2 separate regions of the Homo sapiens genome follow, and region 1 is linked to region 2. A link is a contact called in ENCODE Hi-C or POLR2A ChIA-PET data. All regions are on one chromosome and are shown on one strand. Each heading gives the region's core, a stretch centred on a gene start or an enhancer-like site at or near the end of the contact. The rest is flanking DNA. Distances are from core to core; before and after follow the strand shown.

Region 1 (2,700 bases), core at 141-2,640, 150 kb before region 2:
ATCACCACGGCCTAAGAGTGTGGTCTTTGTTCCAAAGGAGAACACTTCCCTTCTAAATGCCATCTGATCGCAGCCTAGATGTTCCCAGCTCAGAGGTTAGACCACCTCTCCTCATGTAGAGCCTATTCAGCTTCAGAGGTTGGCTTTTTCATTTATGAAAAAAGTATTGCAGCTGAAACTGCGGAACAGATGGTAAAGTTAATAGTAGAGGCTACTCAGAAAACACAACCTTTACAATGTTAGCATGGTAATGGAGACAAGGGCTTTCCAATTTGTCATTGTCATATTTTGTGGCAATTATGTGTACTATGTTAATATAAGCCTTAGCCTGGAGGAATTACCATTGGTATAATTAAGAGACCTACTGTTACACAGCATTCCAAAAATACTGCTGTGTTTTTCTATTCCCTTTAACAAGAATGAGGACTAGCTTTTCAATTCCTTTTATTATTGAAAAGAAAAAAATCCCAGCCTCACAAATAGCCTGGCTCATTGTCATACAGTTTAATGGTGAAGAAACTGTTCTAAGCAACTATTACCAAAATTAGCCATACCTATTAACATTTCTCTGCCTATAACAGAACCAGAGTTAGAAGAGAGAGCAGTGTGGTTATTTGACCAATACTTCTTTTAATTTAAAGATATATTAGTGCTATGAGGGCAAGTCTCAATACCAAAAATAATCCTTCCCACAAAAGGCAATTCACCCTAAAACCTCATTTGGTGAGCAAAAATAAGAATGTGAAAGGCTGTGTATATAAGCACCTAGAGTGCCCATTTCATAAATATTTTTATGTTTGGAAGTCACGCTTTCTGCTCCCTAATTCCAGAGCATAGACTTGTTACCATGGTAGTGCTTTCACATCTATCTTTGGCTTTGGGTGCAGGCAATCCAGATGTGTTTCCAGATGCTGCACTTGGTTAAAGCCGGGATCTGTATTTCCCCCTCGGTGTTGTCGTAGCCAGGCTTCCCCACTCGGGGGCAGCACCTCACAAGCGATTGGGGCCTTAAGAGCCAAAGGAGTTTGGGAAACAGCTTCATCCCAAGGACACGGAAAGGGGCAGAGGCACTCTAATGAAAATCAGTCACGGATCTTTTATTGTCCATATAAAGCAAAGACAGATTTTAAAGCATATTCTGGAGGAGTACAGGAAATAACACTTTTTTTGGAGCAAAGAAACCAGCTTGGGTGCGTGCTTCGAGGCTCAATCTATTTTCTCCCAGCTGCAGAGCCCTCCTCCCCATCGCAGACCCTGCAACTACTTGGTTTTGAAAAGCAGAGCGCTTTTGGAGCTGGCTTGCAAAGCAGGTGTCAGCCCTCCTGTTTCATGGAGAGCCTGCTTGTTCATATTTGAAACGTTCAGGGAGGCCAGTTCCCACTCTTATTCTGTCTCTGGATATTTTTGGAGGGTGGCCTGGGCCATGAGAAAATGTCAGGCCACCTTATAAGGCGGTGTCTGGACCAAGAATGCTTGTCTGCAGCATGTTCAGTCTATTCTGTGGATTTCAGTTAACTTGACTCTTGGACTGTGAGTTTTCTCACAGATTTAAAATGCTTCTGTTCATGCCACAGATTATTCTCACTCTTCAACAGGCTGAAAATCTTCCTCAAGAGATAGTTGTTTAAATGACAACCACTTTGGACATACCAAATGGATAATGTCCTTCACTAACCACAACTAGTTGATTGTGCCTGGGCTGATAGTCATGTTCAAGTGATTTGCTGACTTAACGAATATATGTTAAGGTGAAATCCACAGACTATTAGTTCTCAGTGATCATGGGAACATGGGCATGTTAGGGAGAGGAGTCTGTGGTTTAAAACACTGAAACAAAAATTAAAGTTTTCTCTCCTGCTAAATGTTTCAGATCTTTCTGTATATGAATGCAACCTCCAAGAGGAGTGTTAATGCAGGATTTTCCAAACCTGTTTTTCACCTTTATCTTTGACACGTCTTCAGGGCTAAAGTTCTTTGAACACACTTTGAAAAATACTAATCTATCGGTGGCAGCTGTCCCCATCAGGGAATATTGACCTATCCAAGGGGAAAAATGAGAGATGGGGGTTTAGCCTGGGCTCTAGGAAGATTTTTCCTTGTTCCTGCTCTGTTGTTTCTAGGGATCTTTTTTCTTCTTTTGAGGCAGGGTCTTGCTCTATAACCTAGGCTGGAATGCAGCGGCATGATCAGGGCTCACAGCAGCCTCAACTTCCCGGGCTCAAGCAATCCTCCCACCTCAGCCTCCCCCATAGCTGGGACTACAGGCATGCACCACCACACCTGAATAATTTTGGAGGTTTTTGGTAGAGCTGGGGTCTCAGTATGTTGCTCAGGCTGGCCCCAAACTCCTGGGCTCATGCCATCCTCCTGCCTTGGCCTCCCAAAGTGATGGGATTATAGGCGTAAGCCACCATGCCCAGCCCCTTGGGGCTTTAAAAATATATAGAAATCACCATCATCAAATAGGTAATTGAATTATTAGGCTGAGAACCCAGGTGTCGGCAGCACTGGCTGGAGGCTTCCACTTGATGTGAACTTGTCTGAGCAGACTGGGCTGGGACTGGCAGCACCTGTGGTGCTGTGATCAATCTGCTGGGCCTCACCCTGGGGCTGCCTGCCTGGGACACTCTCTGTAATTTCTTTTAAACTTCATCTTTCAATCTCTTACTCACTATCAGCCCAGGATATCACCCCCAATTT
Region 2 (2,700 bases), core at 101-2,600:
TCTGGGATGTGCCAGGATCAATGACAGCAATCAGGAAAGAGATGAAAGGAGAGAAAAATCAAGATGCTATAATTTTCATGGGGACAGAGACGATTCTGACTCTGACATCGCCAGGGACAGAGGTGGCTGGTACACATCAGAGGCCAACTGCAAGCAATCATATGCAAATGTCCCTCTGGGGCCTCTTTCCCTGTTACATCAGCAGCACTGGTTGTAGCCCTTGGTAGAAACACAGTGCTTGCTCTGGTCTCTGTTTTGGGGTTGAACTTTTGGCTTGGGTTGGTGGTTAAGTAGGAGATGGGGGGTGACATCATAGTTTAAAAACACCCCTTGGGGCTGGGCTCATGGGGCGGGGCACAGTGGTTAGGCCTAGGCGCTGGGGTTAAGCAGTTCTGCACATTGCCCCTACTCTGCTGTTTCCTGGCCATGTGACCAGGACAAGTTACAAGCATTGAGCCACTCTGAACCTCAGTTTCCTCATCTGCGTAATAGGATAGGAAGAGTACCTACTTAATAGGGTTGCAAAGAGTAAATGGAATAATGTGGGGAAAGTGCTTAGCATAGTATCTGGCACATAACAAGTGTTCGGTAATTGTGAGCTGCCATTATTATTGTTACTGTTATTTTTATGATTATGATCACACTCATATCAACAAAGAAAGGCCTGGGGATTCTCTAGTTGGCGAATGGAGGGTGATGAGTCACATTCATCAATTCTCTGCAGAGTTGTAGTATTTAGAGAGGGTGATGACATGCTGTTCTCTAGCCCCACTGAGAGCAAGGCCACAAGAAAAATAAATCAACTCCACAGCATGACAGGCTGGGCCTGGATCTAAGGAAGAGGAAGAGACTGATGGGGGTTTGGGGAAAAGAGTTTGTCTTGGATAGGGCGGGGTGTCAGGCAGGGGCCACCACTGTCCATGGCCTCATTCTCCCCTGGCCCTGAGGAGAATAGTTGTGCAGCACACACCACCCCGGGGCGCAGCCAGGGACTGGCCAAGGAGCCTGTAGGATGTTTTGATGCTGAGCCACCACTGGCCGTGGGCAGACGCAGGCCAGAGGCCAGGGGACCCCTGGAGACCCCGGAGACACTTAGTTGTCTCCCCTGTCTGACGTGTGGTGACAAATGGAAATGTTTCAGCCTTTCTGACGGGGCGGGGGGTCAGCTGGAGCCAGGGCCCATGCTGGGATGTCCACCAGTGGCTTGCAAGCCCTCCTGCCTGTCCTCCCCCACCCCAGATACCAGCACTTGCTGCAGCTGACAGCGCCAGGGCTGGGGGAGCTGTGCCCTCCCCACACCTGGGAGGGACAAGGGCCTCTGGGACATGCCAGCAGAGGCATTCTGGAGGGAGGGACAGCTCCTGGAGCTCTGCCTGGGGAGGGGAGAGCTCAGTCAGCCTCAGCCTTCTCAGCCAGAGAAGGCGCCATACCACGTGGGTCACAGCAAAGGTAGATGCAAACAGACCTCGGCATCAGCAGCTCACCCTTGCCCAGGAGTCAGTGGAAGGGACCAAGATGAGCACCTGTGTTAAGCAGACAGGTCCACACCCAGCTCTGCCGCCTGGTGGCTGTGGGAACTTGGGCAAGGCACCTAATCGGAGCCTCAGTTTCCTCACCTGTAACATGGGGTGGGGATGGTCCTCAACTGTAACATGGGATGGCCATTCACTCATCCATTCAGCTAGTGTGTGAACTCTGCCTCATCAGTGGGGACCACCAGCCACATTGCAGGACACTCAGCTACAGGCGGGCAGTGTGACATGGATTAAAGTACACATCATCACTGGCATCATGAAGCTCATCTTCTGTTAGAGAAGACACTAAGCAATGAATAATTAGTCAGCTGAGTTTATCACATTCTTGTGGGAGCTAGGGTTTAGTGACCAGGGGACACAGACTTCACAGGGTATTAATGTTAGACAACGTACTGCTCTATTGTTCTGTTATCATTGTGATAAAAGGCACAGAGGAGCAGCATCCGTAAGAGGGTGCCCAGCTAGCTAGCCCAGGACTCCTTGCAGGGCTGCTGGGAGCTGAGGTGAGGTAGGGCATGGAAGGTCCCCAGCCCCGCGCAGCGCAGGAGGCTGCAGACTGATTGCCCTTGAGGCAGGGTGGACGACCAGAGAGTCAAGGTCAGGTAACTCAACACCCCAAAGGTTTCAGGGGCCAGAGAACGCCCCAGCCAGGCCTGAGAGGGCTCTGAAGGATTCTCTGCTTTCACAGGAGCTCCTTCTTACTGTGGATGACCCTGCACTGACTGGTCTGTGCCTGAGCTGGAGCCCTGAGGTTTTAAAGGTCGTAGGTGTTGGGTGGGTGAGAGATCATTCCAGACTCTTCTTTGTGTGAAGGGCGAGAAAGCTGTCTCCTCTAGTGGGTGCTGGTCCTTTGCCTAAGAAACATTCCCCGCAGGGCCCCAGGGTTCAGGATGGGGCACGGGTTGGGGGATCTTGGTTCACCAACTTGGATCAGGCACCCGAGTCCTGTGGATCTGCAGCCAGGGTCCCGGCAGAGGGGCTGCCAAGTCTGGTGTGGCAATGAGGTAGTCAGCCCCGCTCCCCACACATCAGGGGTGGGGCAGGGTCTTGGGGAGAGATCCCCTGTCTCCTCAGTCTTTCCCCAACACCTCCCACTTTTAAGGTTATTATCTCCTCTCCTGTCTCCTTCAAGGACTTGGCTGCATTCCCCAGGTTGCTCTGGTGT

What was found. A loop is a pair of places that touch in the nucleus more often than their neighbours do. ChIA-PET counts read pairs that join two places held with the same protein, here RNA polymerase II (POLR2A). Pooled maps may share reads with other maps.
Region 1: a loop to region 2 is called in a map of posterior vena cava, with 4 times the contacts of the local background. The contact joins two enhancer-like sites. A Hi-C loop is called at or near these places in 19 of 168 maps with a recorded cell type or tissue (CD4-positive, alpha-beta T cell, Calu3, GM23248 and 15 more), 1 of 37 single-sample maps with no recorded cell type and 2 of 50 pooled maps. POLR2A ChIA-PET finds 5 or more read pairs at or near these places in 2 of 52 experiments (HEK293T and Panc1).

Annotation. Positions count from the first base shown.
Region 1 is chr3:123,487,868-123,490,567 of GRCh38, reverse strand. No RefSeq gene overlaps it. Among named protein-coding and RNA genes, the nearest start is that of ADCY5, 40 kb to the right of the region's middle. Within about 2 kb of position 1,390, at least 3 of the 41 ENCODE cell types and tissues checked have a DNase peak (open chromatin) inside an H3K27ac peak, as active enhancers do.
Region 2 is chr3:123,342,306-123,345,005 of GRCh38, reverse strand. The region is part of intron 3 of ADCY5 (adenylate cyclase 5); the gene reads left to right. Among named protein-coding and RNA genes, the nearest start is that of ADCY5, 110 kb to the left of the region's middle. RefSeq lists an enhancer at 795-1,464. Within about 2 kb of position 1,350, at least 4 of the 41 ENCODE cell types and tissues checked have a DNase peak (open chromatin) inside an H3K27ac peak, as active enhancers do.